Linked DNA regions of Mus musculus: all the other regions are linked to region 3. A link is a loop called in an ENCODE intact Hi-C map of the cell type or tissue named here. Cell type or tissue: left cerebral cortex. All regions are shown on one strand.

The links. A loop is a pair of places that touch in the nucleus more often than their neighbours do. Peaks named below come from ENCODE experiments on the same cell type or tissue, not always from the same donor. Only the 100,000 strongest peaks of a DNase experiment are listed, where the experiment ranks them.
Region 1: it touches region 3 in a loop (3-fold over the local background); 2 of 42 quality-filtered maps call a loop at or near these places.
Region 2: a loop joins it to region 3, with 2.2 times the contacts of the local background. A loop is called at or near these places in 2 of 42 quality-filtered maps.

Annotation. Positions count from the first base shown.
Region 1 is chr1:43,010,649-43,015,648 of GRCm38, reverse strand. All of the region lies in intron 1 of Gpr45 (G protein-coupled receptor 45), which reads right to left. Among named protein-coding and RNA genes, the nearest start is that of Gm28782, 42 kb to the left of the region's middle. In left cerebral cortex, no CTCF peak of the experiment used is centred here; no DNase peak of the experiment used is centred here.
Region 2 is chr1:43,003,635-43,008,634 of GRCm38, reverse strand. All of the region lies in intron 1 of Gpr45 (G protein-coupled receptor 45), which reads right to left. Among named protein-coding and RNA genes, the nearest start is that of Gm28782, 49 kb to the left of the region's middle. In left cerebral cortex, no CTCF peak of the experiment used is centred here; DNase peaks (open chromatin) are centred at 2,176, 2,349 and 3,056; H3K4me3 peaks cover 751 bases; H3K27ac peaks cover 639 bases.
Region 3 is chr1:42,950,084-42,955,083 of GRCm38, reverse strand. It overlaps Gpr45 (G protein-coupled receptor 45), which reads right to left and starts at 2,212. Exons shown (of 2, transcript NM_053107.4): 1 at 1,851-2,212. Gm39633 (a long non-coding RNA gene) reads left to right here and starts at 2,366. Exons shown (of 3, transcript XR_865396.3): 1 at 2,366-2,510. In left cerebral cortex, no CTCF peak of the experiment used is centred here; DNase peaks (open chromatin) are centred at 1,705 and 2,121; H3K4me3 peaks cover 1,507 bases; H3K27ac peaks cover 1,235 bases.

The sequences.
Region 1 (5,000 bases), 61 kb before region 3:
GTGTTAAGTGGTCATAGCATTAGGAAGGTTGAGCATCACTGAGCTAGAGCCTTGTGGCCACAAGATGCATGCCCTCCCTCAGATGATGTAACTGATCAAAGATGAGGGTGGGCATAGAGGCCTCAATGCCTGAATGAGGATGGAGGCTGTGTTTCACAGTACAAGCGTGCTTCTTTGGTCTGTGAACACCGTGGACTTATTCTACAGTGGGTTTATAGAGTTTGCTTGTTTTGCAAACGGTCCATTAGCTCACTGAAAGCCTTCACAGTCTCAGCCCCCACATTCACTCATCCCTCCCTCGGGGTTCATCCAGAGCCATGCTCAGTCCTGCCAGCTCCATCCACTGAAAGGCCCTTGTGCCGGTCACTGTTGCTAATCTCTATACCCTGTTTATTCTGTGTTTTCTATACTTATGCGTGTTTAAATCCACACGTATTCACAGTTCAGGCCTGTGCTTTGGAGGAATGAGATGTACCAGTTACCAATGGGCAGTGTGCAGCAACCCCACAAGTTTGTGTGAACACACTCTATAATGTTGACATAGCACAGGTTTCACCCAATGCTGCCCTTCACAGAGTTAGTACTGATTGTAAAAGATGCCCGACTGCACTCTGGGATCGAAGGCCTAGGGGGAGGGAAGGGTGGGTGGTTCAAGATTGTGACTAAATGGCCATGGTGGTACTGATGTGCCTAACAGCCACACCTGTGCCAAGTACTCAGCTAGCTTTCCATCTGATTTGACATTTCTCACTCATCCAGAGTGAGGGGTTATTTCTATTTAGAGAATGTGTAACTTGCATGGCCACAGTAGAGGAGCAGGTTGGTAAGGGTCTCTGAGACCAGCTCTAATCTCTTAGTCATTTTATCATTGGGATGGCAGACCTTCAGGGGAAAACAGCCCTTGTTCTTTCCACACTAGGTCATGCTACGGCACAGCTACTGGAGAACCTGCTGAAGTCTCTGATGGGCCAGCGTGCTGTAGTATCCACTTTAGAGAGCTTCCACCAGCTTTCTTCTGGGTATGTGGAGCCAAGAGCTGTAAATTGATTGACATCATTATTGGATACTCTGGAAATTCATTCATAGTTTCTTTCTTTCTTTTTTTTTTTTTTTTTAGATTTATTTATTGGTTATATGTAAGTACACTGTAGCTGTCTTCAGACACTCCAGAAGAGGGAGTCAGATCTCATTACGGATGGTTGTGAGCCACCATGTGATTGCTGGGATTTGAACTCAGGACCTTCGGAAGAGCAGTCGGGTGCTCTTACCCACTGAGCCATCTCACCAGCCCCTCATTCATAGTTTCTTTATTTGCATATATATCATTTTATTGATATAGAAAAGAATAACTTGGTAAGTCCACTCTAGGAATCAGCTATAGAGAAACAAGGGCTGGCATACAGAGCCACAGGGATTTTTGTGCTTCCACAGAGGGAAGCTGTAAACCCATCTAAACTTAGGGACAGCAAGCTCTGAGGAACAGAGCAGGGGGCCTTGAAGATTGACCTGGGCATTGGCAAGTCTTTCTTTTGTTTGTTTGTTTTGTGTTTTGTTTTTGTTTCTGTTTTTGTTTTTCTCATCTAGAAATGGGCACCATGAGAGTCCTGGGACTACATTGATGGAGTACTACAGAATCTGCATACAATGAATTTAATCCATAGCTACTTCGTGTGCTCCTGCTGGACCACAGCAAGCTCTCAGACAGAATTTGCAGTAGACATGAGCAACCACCTCCTGCCCCCACACACACCAGTTCACCCTGTTTCTTGGCATTTACCATGTATGTTATATTTCAGGTACATCTAACAGTTTCTGGAACTTAGTAGCCATTCAGTATATATTTACTGAGTGGATAAATTATTTTACTTTTCTGCCAACAAAATATAACTAAGGAAAAAAAAGCAACCAAGTAAAACAAAACAAGTAACACTTTGTTTGGATTTTGTGTTTCTTGAATGTGATGGATAAGAGTGGAAAACAGTGATAGCTAAAAAAAAAAAAAAAAAAAAAAAAAAAGTGTGTGTGTGGGGGTGACCTGCTTTGTTAGACTGTTCTGGACAGCAGCCAAATTCATTGCAAAATCAGGGCCTGGAATCTAATACCACTTCTTATCAAGAAAGGCAACTTACTAATTTAAACCTAGGGCTAGAATATTCCAATACCAGCTGCTTCAATTCCTAATAATTCCCAACATGTTTTAATTGTCCGGGCTTCTAACGACATCAAGCATGTGCCTGCTTAGCATGAGGAACATATTTAGTTCAAAAAGAGCCAAGATGGAAACATCTGAAGTCCACAGCCAAGCCACAGGGTAAACCAGCCTCCAGGTTAGCCACTCCCGTGTGGGCTTCTCTGGATCCAGCCAGAAGAGGGTCATTTGCCATCTTGGTCACTGGAGATGATGCTGTTTGGCAATTAAGACAAATACACACCTGCTCTGTGTTAACCTCCTCTAGGAGGCATTGTATGATGGTATGTAGCAACAATGGCCTGACATTTGCTTGGATTCAAAGATCATTCCAGAGAAAGAGGCATACTTCCAGGCTGGGCCTGCATTTCTCCTATAGTTCTCCAGGCCATCACTTCTATTCCAGTGTTCCAGAACCTTGCTCATGCCCGGTTCTGTAAGCCCCGCCCAGCCCCCATCAGTTCATGAGCAGGACCCTACGTTCACCCCAGTGGATACCCCACTTTCGCAGAAACCTGAATTACTAAAGCAGAATCCAATTGTCAACCCCATTCTTCCTCCTCGCTCCTTCTCCATGTCTCCAACCAATCATCTCTTCTATTCTTAAAGAGCTAAAAAAGTAATTTGCTTTATTCCATATAAATTGCCAGTACTCATGTTTGAGGTGTGCTCATTTCTCAATCGGATTATAGCCACCCAGCCCCAGGTGACCCTGTAAGCCAGTGTTCTCAGCCTGTGACTCCTTTGAGGATCACATACCAGATATCCCGTATGTTAGATATTTACCTTACAACTCATAATAGTAGCAAAATTACAGTTATGAAGTAGGAACAAAAGTAATTTATGATTAGGGGGTCACCACATCATGAGAAAATGTATTAAAGGGTTGAGGTGTTAGGAAGGTTGAGAACCACTGCCATTCACTCTACATCAGCTGGACCATCAAGTATTCTGTGAAAGAAAAGAGGCCAGATCATTTCCACCTTAGTGGCTCCCTAGTAACTACAGGATCAAGTTCCGACTCTAAACAGAGATGACTAGAGACCCATTAGAAGATGAGAAAGTTGGCTTATCAACCATCACCAACACATGAATACCAGAACAAAAGCTGGGCAAGATGGCACATGCTGTAATTCCAATATTCCAGTGGCTGAAGTGGATGATGGGAGTCCCAGGCCAACCTGCTCTACATAGCGAGATGATGTCACAAAACAAGCAGTGTTGGGGATATAGCTTAGAAGTACAGCTGACATGCTTGAGGCTCACTGGTCCATCTCCAGTACTGGAGAAAGAAAAAACTCACTAAGCAATAAAAACAAGCTACAGTCCCCACAAAATAAAATAGTATAGACATGGTGTCTTCTGCGCATTGCAGGGCGATGTTTGTAACTATGTTCTTATACCTCTGTGCTCCCCATACTTAATGTAACATGAATTTCTTACACAGAGTGCAGTGAAGACAACCTTAAGAAACACTGCAATTGACCCCATGCTCAGGCTTACACCTCCCCATTTGAAGAATTCTCTCCAGCTACATGGGATGTCTCAAACACACAGCTCCTTGTTATCTCTTTCCTTAAATGCATTGTTCTTTCCTTAAAGCCCTTTACTTGCCCTGAACCATTAAACCCCAGCCTTTCTTCACCCACATAGAAGGACAAGTCACCAGCCACCAGTCATATGCTCATTGTCCTGCAGTTTACAGGTTTGTATCTGCGTTCCTGCAGCTGGTTCTACAGAGTGGGAATTAGACCCGTGCTTTCCCACCTCTGGGTCCTCATCACCAGTCAGAGGGTTCTATGTGTAGATTCTGTAGGCTCTGAGTTGAGCAAACAGATGAGCTCACTGGCAGAGAATCTCTTGGGTTCCTGGTACACCAAACCCTGACTTTTGAGAGAATAGTCTCCTGACTTCTGTGGTCTACAAGGAGGGCAAGTTGTAGTTGGTACATCCTAGTGAACCCAGGGAGGCCCTTTTGTACCCCAATAAAAACCAGATAAAATCTCCCGCACCCACATTTTAACCTTAATTTCCTTGCTAGATAGTTCTTCCTTGGTTTAATCAGAACTTCATTGTCTTAGCTCAATAACAAGGGGTCACCCAGTGGGTTAACCTTAGCCTTGCTAAGTTCCTAACCCAGGAGAGAAACACATGGCAAACATCTCATGATGAATCCTTTTTAAAAATAAAATGATGCTGGCCAGAAGGAGAGGGAATGGGTCTCTGAGAGTAGGAGTTTGGGGATAGATGAAAGAAAAATGAAATGGAAGATAATTCCCACTTCTGCCTCAGGACTTTGGGGTCAGCCTCTGTGAGTTGCTGTCGGGAGCTTTTGTCAGAAGGATGAAAACAATGAAAATGGGAGTCTAAATCTTGGGTAGGTCCTCAATACAGGGTACCTGTGTCTATGAGGACACCTGGGTAGGAGTCAAGAAACACTGCTGTGTATGACAGGTAAGGCATTCTTTACTAAGCCATGGGTGGAAAAAAGATCAGGCAACTATCACAAACTGCAGGCCACAGAATAGGCCCTGGTCCTGGTTCAAGGGTGTGAGGGTCTCTTATAAGCCGAGGCATCCTGAGAAATGCTCTTTTGCATTTGTTTCACTGTATTTCCCCTTTCCATATGATTCAAGTTTCTGAGTCTAATGAACATGTCAGCTGAGGAGAGTCTGTCTTCAGGCCCAGTCACTGTGAGGAAATAATTACAGAGGTGGACAAGGCACACCTTATTATTTCCCGATGGCCTTAGAGTCATCTACTTATCTGATGTGAGTGAGCCCAGAGCCCCAGGGTGGGGTGTCCTCTGTTT
Region 2 (5,000 bases), 54 kb before region 3:
CAGTTTCCACTCTTATTCCAATTGTTTAGAAGTTCATTGCTCTGTATCATCTATGGCCCTGTTAATTTTGGTGTATTGTGTTTTTATCTATTTGCAAGTTTTTAAATAATAAAGTTTAATTTTTTATAAAGATTAATAAAAAAGTTTAAAAAGACCCTAAAACTTCCAGTTCAATGGAGGTCACAGTGTCCCATGAAATACCATGGGACCCAGGGCACTTAGACATTGACCCTACCGCAGCCTTTGGACTCTGGAGCAGCAATAGTAGAGATGAGACAGTAGGTCAGTGGAAGTTTGCGCTCTAAAGCCATTCCCAGACAGTTCTAGGGTGCCATCTTGGCTAAGACCCTCTCAGGGTGCTGTCTCCTTTGGCCTTGGTCTAGTGTATTTCTTCAGGCCTGCAGGTTGCCTCGTCCCTGGGTTCATTTTGGTATGAGTCCTGGCTAATAGGGGCAAGAAGCCAGTGACTCAGAGTCTGAGCCCAGAGCTGTGAGGCAGAAAGGCAGACTGAGTTCTATTTTCTTCATCTTCCTTCTTTCCCAAACTCCTACTCTCAGAGATTTGGGGTCTAGACTATGTCTAGTCTAGCATGGAAGGAGTATCTCCACCCTGATAGTAATGCCCAGACCAGAGAAGAGGGTGAGGAGAACCAGGCTGGTTTTCTACCTCAGAGACCAAGTAGTCCTCATACCGTGCCTAACCTAGGACATCTCTAGTAGACTCCAGAGCTTTATGAAGCTGGCTTTATGGCAGTGGGTACTCTGAGCTCAAAGAAGCATTTTCCCCCACCAAGGACTTTCAGAAGAACACCCTAAGCCACTGAGTGGAAGGTAGGCTCTTGGTCACTAACTGCTGTTTCTGGAAGGCCAGGTTTGCTCCTAGCCTCAGCAACTGTTAGTATCTGTGAATATGCTTCAGAGCCATTCCCTGTGATCAAGCGCTTGATGGGAACATACTGTAAATTATATCAATGTGCTGGTACCTCCCTGATTAATTGTAATGTTGAGGAGACCCAGCCAGAAATAAATGGAGGCGCTCTACCACCTTAGAGGAGAGCGAAGGTCAATCATCCCAGGACAGCAGAACTATGCAGAGCAAAGGGGCCACACTGGACACACACAGATGGAGTGCTGACTTGCCGATGATAATTTATTTGTGGGAAAGGATTTCATGTTCCTACTTTTATGTTCCTGCTACCAAGGTCTAGATGGCATCAATCATGGTCCTTCTGGTTCTTGGGTAAATGAGCACACACATGTGCAAGTGCTGGGAGGGGCTGTTTGTGCAGGGAAAAACCTCACATGCTACAGGGAAGCCAGATTTTAGCAAATGGACTTAGGTCATTGTCTTCGTGGGGCCAGCGACAGAGACTGAGAGTGGCTTGCAATCCAGTTCAAGTTTTGCTTGTCCTTTACTAACTCGCCAGTGTGAAGATGCTCAAGGCCACGTTTCCCTAACTTGAAGCAAACATAAATGTATATTGCAAATCTGTGGCCATTATGCCCCCAGATCCACACAACCTCTAGATTAAGAGTTCTTGTAGTTTATAAGGGGTTGTATGTGTGTACACGTGTTGCACATGTAGGTACAGTTGCATGAACAAGCAAGCAATGCATGTTCACATAGACGATATCTTCATAAGTTGCCCTTACCTTGGTTTTTTTGAAATAGGGTATCTCACTGAATCAATCTGGTAGACTGAATGGCCAGCAAGCTTCAGGGAATCCTCCTGTCTCTGCCTCCCTGGTGGGTGGATAACAGGTATGTGTTGTCACACCTGACTTTTTACTTGGGTGTTAGGGACATGAATTTAAGTCTTCATGTTTGCACAGTAGGCACTTTACTCACTGAGCTGTCTCCACAGCACCCATAAGCATCATTTTGCCACACCATTCTCAGAGGCCACTCTACTCTGTCCTCGACCTTGTGGGCAAAACGGATGACATACTGGATACATAAACCCATGTGCATCACACAGTCTGCTGTATCACCAATAATGCCGTTTATTTGTATTATTTTTGCTTTAACCTCCCCCAAATCCACATGTTTATACAAAAATCTACTTAATGATCTGCACTGCCGCTAACTTCCAGAGTAAGCTCCTGGGAGAGCCGTGTGTGCCACCTCCGAGTCTGTTTCCTTGTGAAGAGCATGAGCTAAGCAGCCTCTCGCCCTTGCTTGTATTCAACCCTGAGCCAGTCCATCAAGACGTTCTTCTGAGGGAAAAAATTAGAGGGATCTTTGTAGGAGGCCGTGTGAGCTCCCTTCATGTTGCTTCTCAACTATGTTGTGGCACAGACTGCTGAGAAATCTCTGCACGTCAGGTATTCTTCTTCTAATTGATAAGAAAGGGCTCAAAAATAGAACGGTCGTCTGACCAATCCCGGAACTAATTGCCTTACACAGAGCAGGCTGCTGGATGTGATGACTGACATGCTCTATGGTTCCCAAGGAAACGAGGTTAATACATTCATGCCTACTCGTCTAGCCTGGTTCTCCGCAGCCTGCGGGGGGGGGGGGGTGCTGAGAGCATCATTTCTTGCTCCCGCCCCCACCTCTGCCCAGAGTGCAAAAGTCTCAACCAGAGATTAAACAAATGTTCAGCCAACCATCAGAAATCAACCGGCATGCAAACATCTCCCACAGTTTAAAGGCTTGCCTGGTTGTTCTGCTGGTAAGGAGACTCAAAGTGCTCAAAGTCAAGATCCACGGCGCTTTAACCCTTTAGTCACTGTGGCAAAAGTTTCCTCCGGGTACATACATTTTGAGACCTAAAAATGTTGTCCACAGATGTCCCACTCTGTTGAAAAAACTATTTCAGCCCACTGAAAACTAGTTATTAAAATGAGCTCTTGTGTGGGTTCGATGGGTTTTGTTTTACATTTATGAGAAGCAACAGTAGCAACAGCAGCAACACAGTCCTTGTTCTGGTTTGGTTTCTGCTACCGAGAAAAAATACCCTGACAAAAAGCAACTTAGGGGGTGTGCTGGCCGGCTTTATGTGTCAACTCCACACAAGCTGGACTTATCACAGAGGAAGGAGCCTCCCTGGAGGAAATGCCTCCATGTGATCCAGCTGTAAGGCATTTTCCCAATTAGTAATCAAGGAGGGAAGGTCCAGCCCCTTGTGGGTAAGGCTATCCCTGGGCTGGTAGTCCTAGGTCCTATAAGAAGCCAAGCTGAGCAAGCCAGGGGAAGCAAGCGAATAAGCAGCACCCTTCCACAGTCTCTGTGTCAGCTCCTGCCTCCAAGTTCCTGCTCTGTGTGTGCTCCTGTCCTGACTTCCTTTCGTGATGAACAGCAATGTGGAAGTGTAAGCTGAATAAATCCTTTCCTCCCCAACTTGCTTCTTGGTCATGATGTTTTGTGCAGGGATACAAACCCTGATTAAGACGAGAAATAGATTATTTTAGCTCATGATTCCAGGTTATAGTCCATCATGGTAGGGAAATCAAGGCAAGAACTTGAAAGAGTATAGTTATGGGATCCGACAAGGTAGGTGTGGCTTCCTCAGCTTCTGGTACAACCTAGAGGTCTCAACAGCAGAAATCTTCCTGTGACTCACCCTTTTGATCTCTGTAGCCAGTTGGTTTATGCCCATGTTGCCTTTCCCTCCATCATCCTTGATGTTCACTTAGGGATGCTAACACAACTGTGTGAACTTGGAGCCAGGGATGTCCCATGTCTGCCACGTCCTCACCATGATGACTGAGTGGCAGCATTCTAATTCTTGAGCTTATCCATTTGTATTCAGCTCTTGTGTCGTTTAGGGCTGTGTTATTTATATACTTGTTTGTTTGACCACTGTTTACTGAGTAGACCCTATTTTAGAAAAATGCTCTCAACTACAGTTGGGAGCAGAAGAAAATGAATGAGTTCATGCTTAGTGCTCAGTTCCTATTTTCTCCCTCCTTCCCTTTTACCTCCATCCCTTCCTCCCTTCCTTTCTTTTCTTCTCTGCTCTTATAAAATCTAGGGCTCAAACCCAAGGGACAGTTCCACTCACTTTCAGGCTGTGCCTTCCTTCATCACTTACGGCAATCAATACAATCCCCCACAGACCAACCTGGTCTAGGCAATCCCTTACAGAAACTTTCTTTCTGGTTGATGCTAGGTCATATGTGTTAAGAATTTGGACTAACCATCATTACATTTTAGTCTTCCCCAAGTACCAGTTCCTGGCAACACAAAGCTGAGGAAATCCCCATGAAATGCTTAGAACTCTGATTGAAAGCTGTCTGGTCTGCAACTCACAAGTCTGGCTGGTGGCAATGCTAGCGAATTTATTTTTAGAATTCCCCTTTTGGGCTTGTATTGCCACCTTGTTTTAATAGTGTCAATCAATTTCTTTCCTGTTCCTGCCTTAAGTTGACTGTTTTAGTCCTTTACTGGTTATCAATCTAATATCCCTTTGTTCGATTGCCCTTGGTTCCTTGTGTATAATCTACACTTGTTTCCCTCTTAGGGCAATTTGAAGATGTTCATTTTTAGTAGTTTATGGTAATTCAAATGTAGATTTGTGTGTGTGGTGTGTGTGTGTGTGTGTGTGTGTGTGTGTGTGTGTTATCCAGTTTGATTCAAGTGAGGCTTCTAGAAGTGAGAAATCTATAGTTTCCCCATTATCTCCAAACATCCATGGTCATGAAGTCATCAGGATTTGCTTCTCTTGGTGCCTCTGGTCAGGGGACATTCTCAGTATCTTCAACTCTCTCTTATTTTGCATGTCATTATTTTTCCCTGTGAATTCTGAGCGATCTCTTTAGGGTTTCCTTTCATGGCATCTATTCTGCTGTTCAAACTGTTCAGGGAACTTTGATCTCTGCATTTTCATTTCCATAGCTAGAGCTTTAAAGGGGCCTTGGAATTTATGATAGAGGCATAGTTCCCTGAGCCCTGGATACTTCAGCCTACAGAGGATTGTACTTCCAGCCCCCTTACCTCCATGGCAAAGATAGGCTTAGGGATTAAGTTCAGTTGTTTAACTAACAACTAATCGTGTC
Region 3 (5,000 bases):
ATAGACCTATTATAGAGAATATTATAGAGCCCTGAATCAGGGCTTTGTTGGGGCCACTCAGGAAAACATGTTTTTCTCATGGTCAAAAGAATGGGATCCACCTCTGCGCTTGGATGGTGACTGAAGGTTCTAAGCTATCCAGAGCACAAGAGTTAATCTAGCTGGACCCGTTGGTCTCCTGGACAAAGGGACCACCCTTCAGAAAGGCAGATTCACCCTAAGTCGTGCCAAAGGGATGAGAGCAATAACCATTCTTTTCCTGAGCGAATGTACCATTCCTTCTCATAACTCCTGGCTGTGTGGCTCCACCACCAATTTTCTAAATTACCTGGAGAAACATAACTTTCTCTTTTCCATTCTTTGTTTGTTTGTTTGTTTGTTTGAAACACTTTTTCCTTCTTTCAGATAGTTGCCAAAAGTCTGAGGGTGCTGCTCTGCACACTGAAGTCGTCCCTAACACCCACTTCTCTCCAGTTCCACCATGTAGTAGGGCTGTCTCTTCCTCTCTTGCCAGATTCCCTCCTGGAAACTGCTGAGATTTACACCTTGCCTGCCCTGGGGTTCAAGTAAAATAAATTCAAAATTGTCCTCCAGCTTCCTTCTAAGCCCATTCTTAAACTCTTTTATTAATAAGACTAAGAATCCTTAAAAGGAGCCTCTAATGCCTCCCCGGAAACCTGTGGCAACCCAAGTGGGGTTCCCCAAATTTTCTAGGAACAATAGGGAAATAAAGAACGGGCTTAGGATCTTGCTGTGTCTTTTCAAAAGGAGGCAGGTGCCTGGACACATTCTAGGAACGCCTGTTTAGTCTCACTGTTCTGTGCTGAGCTGGCAAAAGGCTGTTTTGAAACCCAGTAATTAAGACGCTGTTCAGGTGGGGTGAACAGCACCTAGGGGTATATGGTATGCCTCTAAAATAAAATGAGCTTCATCAGAAATGCAGCACAAAAAAAAAAAAAGAAAGAAAAAAAGAAAAAAAAAGGACACTGTCCACTCTAAACAAAGTGAACTGCCCTTAGCAAGCTGAAGTGAATTTCCTACAAAATACTTGCTTCTGCTTCTTTTTTTTTTCGGAACAGTTCGGTCAAAGTTTCATTTCTTTACGTTTTCATTTTCTATTAATACTTTGATACTTAAAAGATAAGAGATGAACTCTCAAACTGCAAACCTCTGGTTTGATGAAGCCATTACCCTGGTGTCACTTTCATCGTTAACAAATGACATGTCTCTCTGTCCCTTCTAAAATCCAGATTAAACAGACACCCAGCCCACCTCAGTGGCAATCTGGGGAAGGCGTCCTAAGGCCCCTTTCTCTGATGGGGAAAACCGAGGCAGCTCAGTGGCCTGTTGGATGAACGTCCCACAGCAGCTGCTCTCACTTGCGATCTCTTGTCTAAGTATTACCCGATGTAAAGGAAATGGTCTGACAGAGTTGGCAGTACACGGGGAGATGAGATGGGGGATGAGGCGGGGTAGTGGGATGGGCGACGATCAGAAATGGTGGTGGTGATGGTGATGGTGGTGACAGTGGCGGTGGTGACGCTGGGCCGGCTCCTCTCCCGTTTTTCCATGACTGCAGGTCCTCGCAGCCTCCGCCGTCCCCGCGTGGCCTCTGCCCGGAGAAACAGGATTTGCACCCAAGCCGCACGTCCGCGGGCGCGAGGCTGCGGCGCCCCGCGAGCCGGCCACGCGCCCCTCTGCGCCCCCGCGCTGGCGCCGCCCGAGCATCACAGCCGAGGCTCCTCCGGCCCGGCCTCCCCTCCGCCGCACTCCACCCCGCAAGGCAGCACCCGCGCCAGGGCCCGCCCCACCAAGCCCCCCGCGGCCCGGCCCTGGCCCCGGTCACTTACGCTGCACTGGGCCCGGATGCGCCCAGCGGCCCGAGACAAAGGCTGAGCGGCCCCGGTGCCGCCGGCTGTTCCCCTAGCCGCGGCTGCCGGGGACCAGGAGGAAGAAGGGGAGGATGGAGAGGAGGAGGGGCAGGGAGCAGGGGGAGGCAGCGAGGGAGCGTGGGGGAGGGGCCCGCGGCGTCTGCCACCCGCCGCAGCAGTCCCAACCCCAGCCCTCCTCGGGGGCCGCCACCCTCCGGGGGTGCAGACCTCCCCTAGGGACCAGGGTACCGCCCCCCCTGGGGCGGGGTGGGAGGAAGAGGAAGGGAAGGAGGAAGGCAGTGAGTGCGCCTGTGTGCTCCTACTCAATCGTGATCGTCTCCACCCACCCCCGCGTCTGCGGGCAACCCTAGGAACCTGCTAGACTCCCCGCCTCAACTGCGCGGCTCCCAGCAACCCGCGCCCACTTTCCTACAGACCTCTACCCCAGACCAGCCAACCCTATCCACCTCCTCCGATGAACAGACCTGAAGGTTAAGTGCCCGGAGGCTCTGGTGAGGGAGAGCCAGCTGAGAGGTGATGGAGGGTCGGGGCCCTTTGTGAACCACCCTGTTGGGCACCTGTTCCTCTCTAGCACGGACCCTAGTACTTAGCGGACCACTAAGGATGACAATTGGGCAGGTGAGATCTTGAGTCTCCCATGGGCGACTCTTTGGGAAAAGTAACTCCATGGCTTGACTCAGTCATTTGCATCTTGGTGACAAGAGTGATTTTGATTTTTTTTCATATTCTGAAAACTTTTCAGTGTGTGTGTGTGTGTGTGTGTGTGTGTGTGTGTGTGTGTGTGTGTGTGTGTGTGTGAAGTCAAAGGGGAATAGTGAAACAAACCATCTTCAACCTCAAGGCAGGCCAGAATTTTCCAATCTTTCATCCACTCCAGTTGAAAACATGGCTCTAGTTGTCGGAGCTTCCCTGAGGCCCCAGGCTTCATTCACTTGTGCTGTTTGGCTTAGGTGGGAACCTATATACCATGAGCTAATCAACAATGATCCACCAAAGGCCAGATTGCTGCGACTGTCTCCCAAATTCCTTGCCAAATGTGACTGACTGATGCCTGTCCCTCCAGGAAAAAAAAAAAAAAAAAGAACAAGCAGGATGTCGCCTTAAATTCCAAGAGCTTCAGTTCTTACCTCAGTGAACCCAAGTGCAGATTACAAGCCATAGAGGTCGGCTGAGGTGTTCCTTGCTGATCCTTGGAGTCTTGACGGGGAAGCTGGGCAGCTACTAAGAGAACCAGATTCCTCACTGATTGGGTTGGAGTCCTAGGGCCACACACAGCATAAGATGCATGGCCTATTGGTTCCTCGGTAGGCAGCATGCTAGGGACAGACTCGGGCCATCTGAGGGTTTACTATGTGCCTCATGTTGGCAAAGCAGAGGGGTGCCCTTTGGTGAGTGTCTTGCAGAGCTGTGCTATGCAGAAGATAGGTAAATAGATCGAGATGAAGACTCTGGTCTCAGACTATCGGGCTTTCTGTCTTTCACCTCTTTTCAGCTGTGTGCCCTCAGGCCAATGACTTGACAACTCTGAGCCTTGTTTTCTCATGGGAGAAACTAGGAGTGTGGATGGAGTCTGTCTGAGAGGCATTTGTGCATGCAGAATGCTTGGCCTAGAAAGGTTGAGAAGATGCGGTAAGCACTTAACCTTCCACGTGGGAACGCAAAATGATTGGAGTCCAGAGAGATTGCTCTTCCAAACGATTTGTGGCCTTGTTTTCAGAGGGTGACAGAGGCCCAGCCCCATTTCGTTTGCAGAAGCTCAGTGTACAGATAGCAGAGTGGTTCTTCTCTTCCCAGAGGCCTGTGGAGGTTCATGCCAGTACTTGCCAGCAGGCCTCTGCAGAACTCCTCCTAGCTCTCTATGGCATGACTCCAGGGCACAGTTTTTGAAAGGAAATGTCCACTCTCTGTCCACATTTTCAGCCACACTGGCCACAGTGACTAGAAAATAAATGCCTGGTCTGCCTGCTGGGCCCTGAGTCTGTATGAGCTGTCCCCAGCAGCCTCCCCAACCCACACTGGTGGCAGTAGCTCTCAGGCATCCAGGCTGTGCATGGAATTGAGCTGATTCCTGTCTATGTCTACTCCTGGCTATCCTTGTGACAGTCTCAGCATTGCTCAACCCCATGCTGTGCAAACTACTTTTAGAATGAGCAGGCAAAACCCATCCTCCCAAGAGGGCTGGCCCTGGACTGCGCATCCCAGTCCTTAGCCAACCCAGCAGCTGGCACAGGTGACTTGAACTTGCCTACATGCTCACCCTTGCCTGGGGTGGGTGGGGCAGGGCCTAGAAAAGCTGAGGCATGTGTGTCCTGGAGCTGGGGTAGGTATCTAGCACCTTGATTACGACTCCCTGGTTTGGATTGTTCACCCCCTGGTTGATCTCTGATCTCATGTGCAGTAAGAAGCCTTCTGCTCTAGTGGGGCTCGGGACTTCACTGACTTTTCCTGATGAGAGTTGTGCTGTGTCTGTCATCTTTGCATCACTGTGGCAAAGAACCAGAGAAACCCAGTTTAGAGAAAGGTCTCGGAGGTTCTCTGTGGTCCCTTGGATTCTGTTGCTTTAGAGCATCAAAGAGGTGAGGCAGAAGTTCACGGTGGGGAACTCGGTAGAGTAAAGCTGCTCGCCTCATGGTGGCTGGGAAGCAGACAAAGACGGTCCTTCTTGGGCACACCCCCAGTAACCTAGCTTCCTGTGACTATACCCAACACATTACAGGCTCTGTCATCTGTTGGTGCAATCTGTTGGGGGTTGGTCCGGTGCTGCTGTGAATTCAAATGCTAAATTCTTTAACCCGAGATCTGGTTACTCAGAGACAAGTGAATTCCCATGTGTGCTAACTTTTGTTGTGCAGACTTCCCCCCCACCCCCATTTAAAACAATGGGTTAAATAAATGTGGCTACAGCCAATGACTGGTGGGAATAGAAGGAACTGGGCTTTCAGTTATCTGGTTGAGGGTCACAGGTAAGGGACCATGGGAAGAATAGAGGAGAAAGAAGGAGAGAGAGTTTAGGAGGAAGAAGACAGAGGGAACGGGAGGTCTCCATTAGATATGATAGACCAGGAGTGTATGCCTGAGGAAAACGGAGCCTGAGGAGAGGGTGGTGGA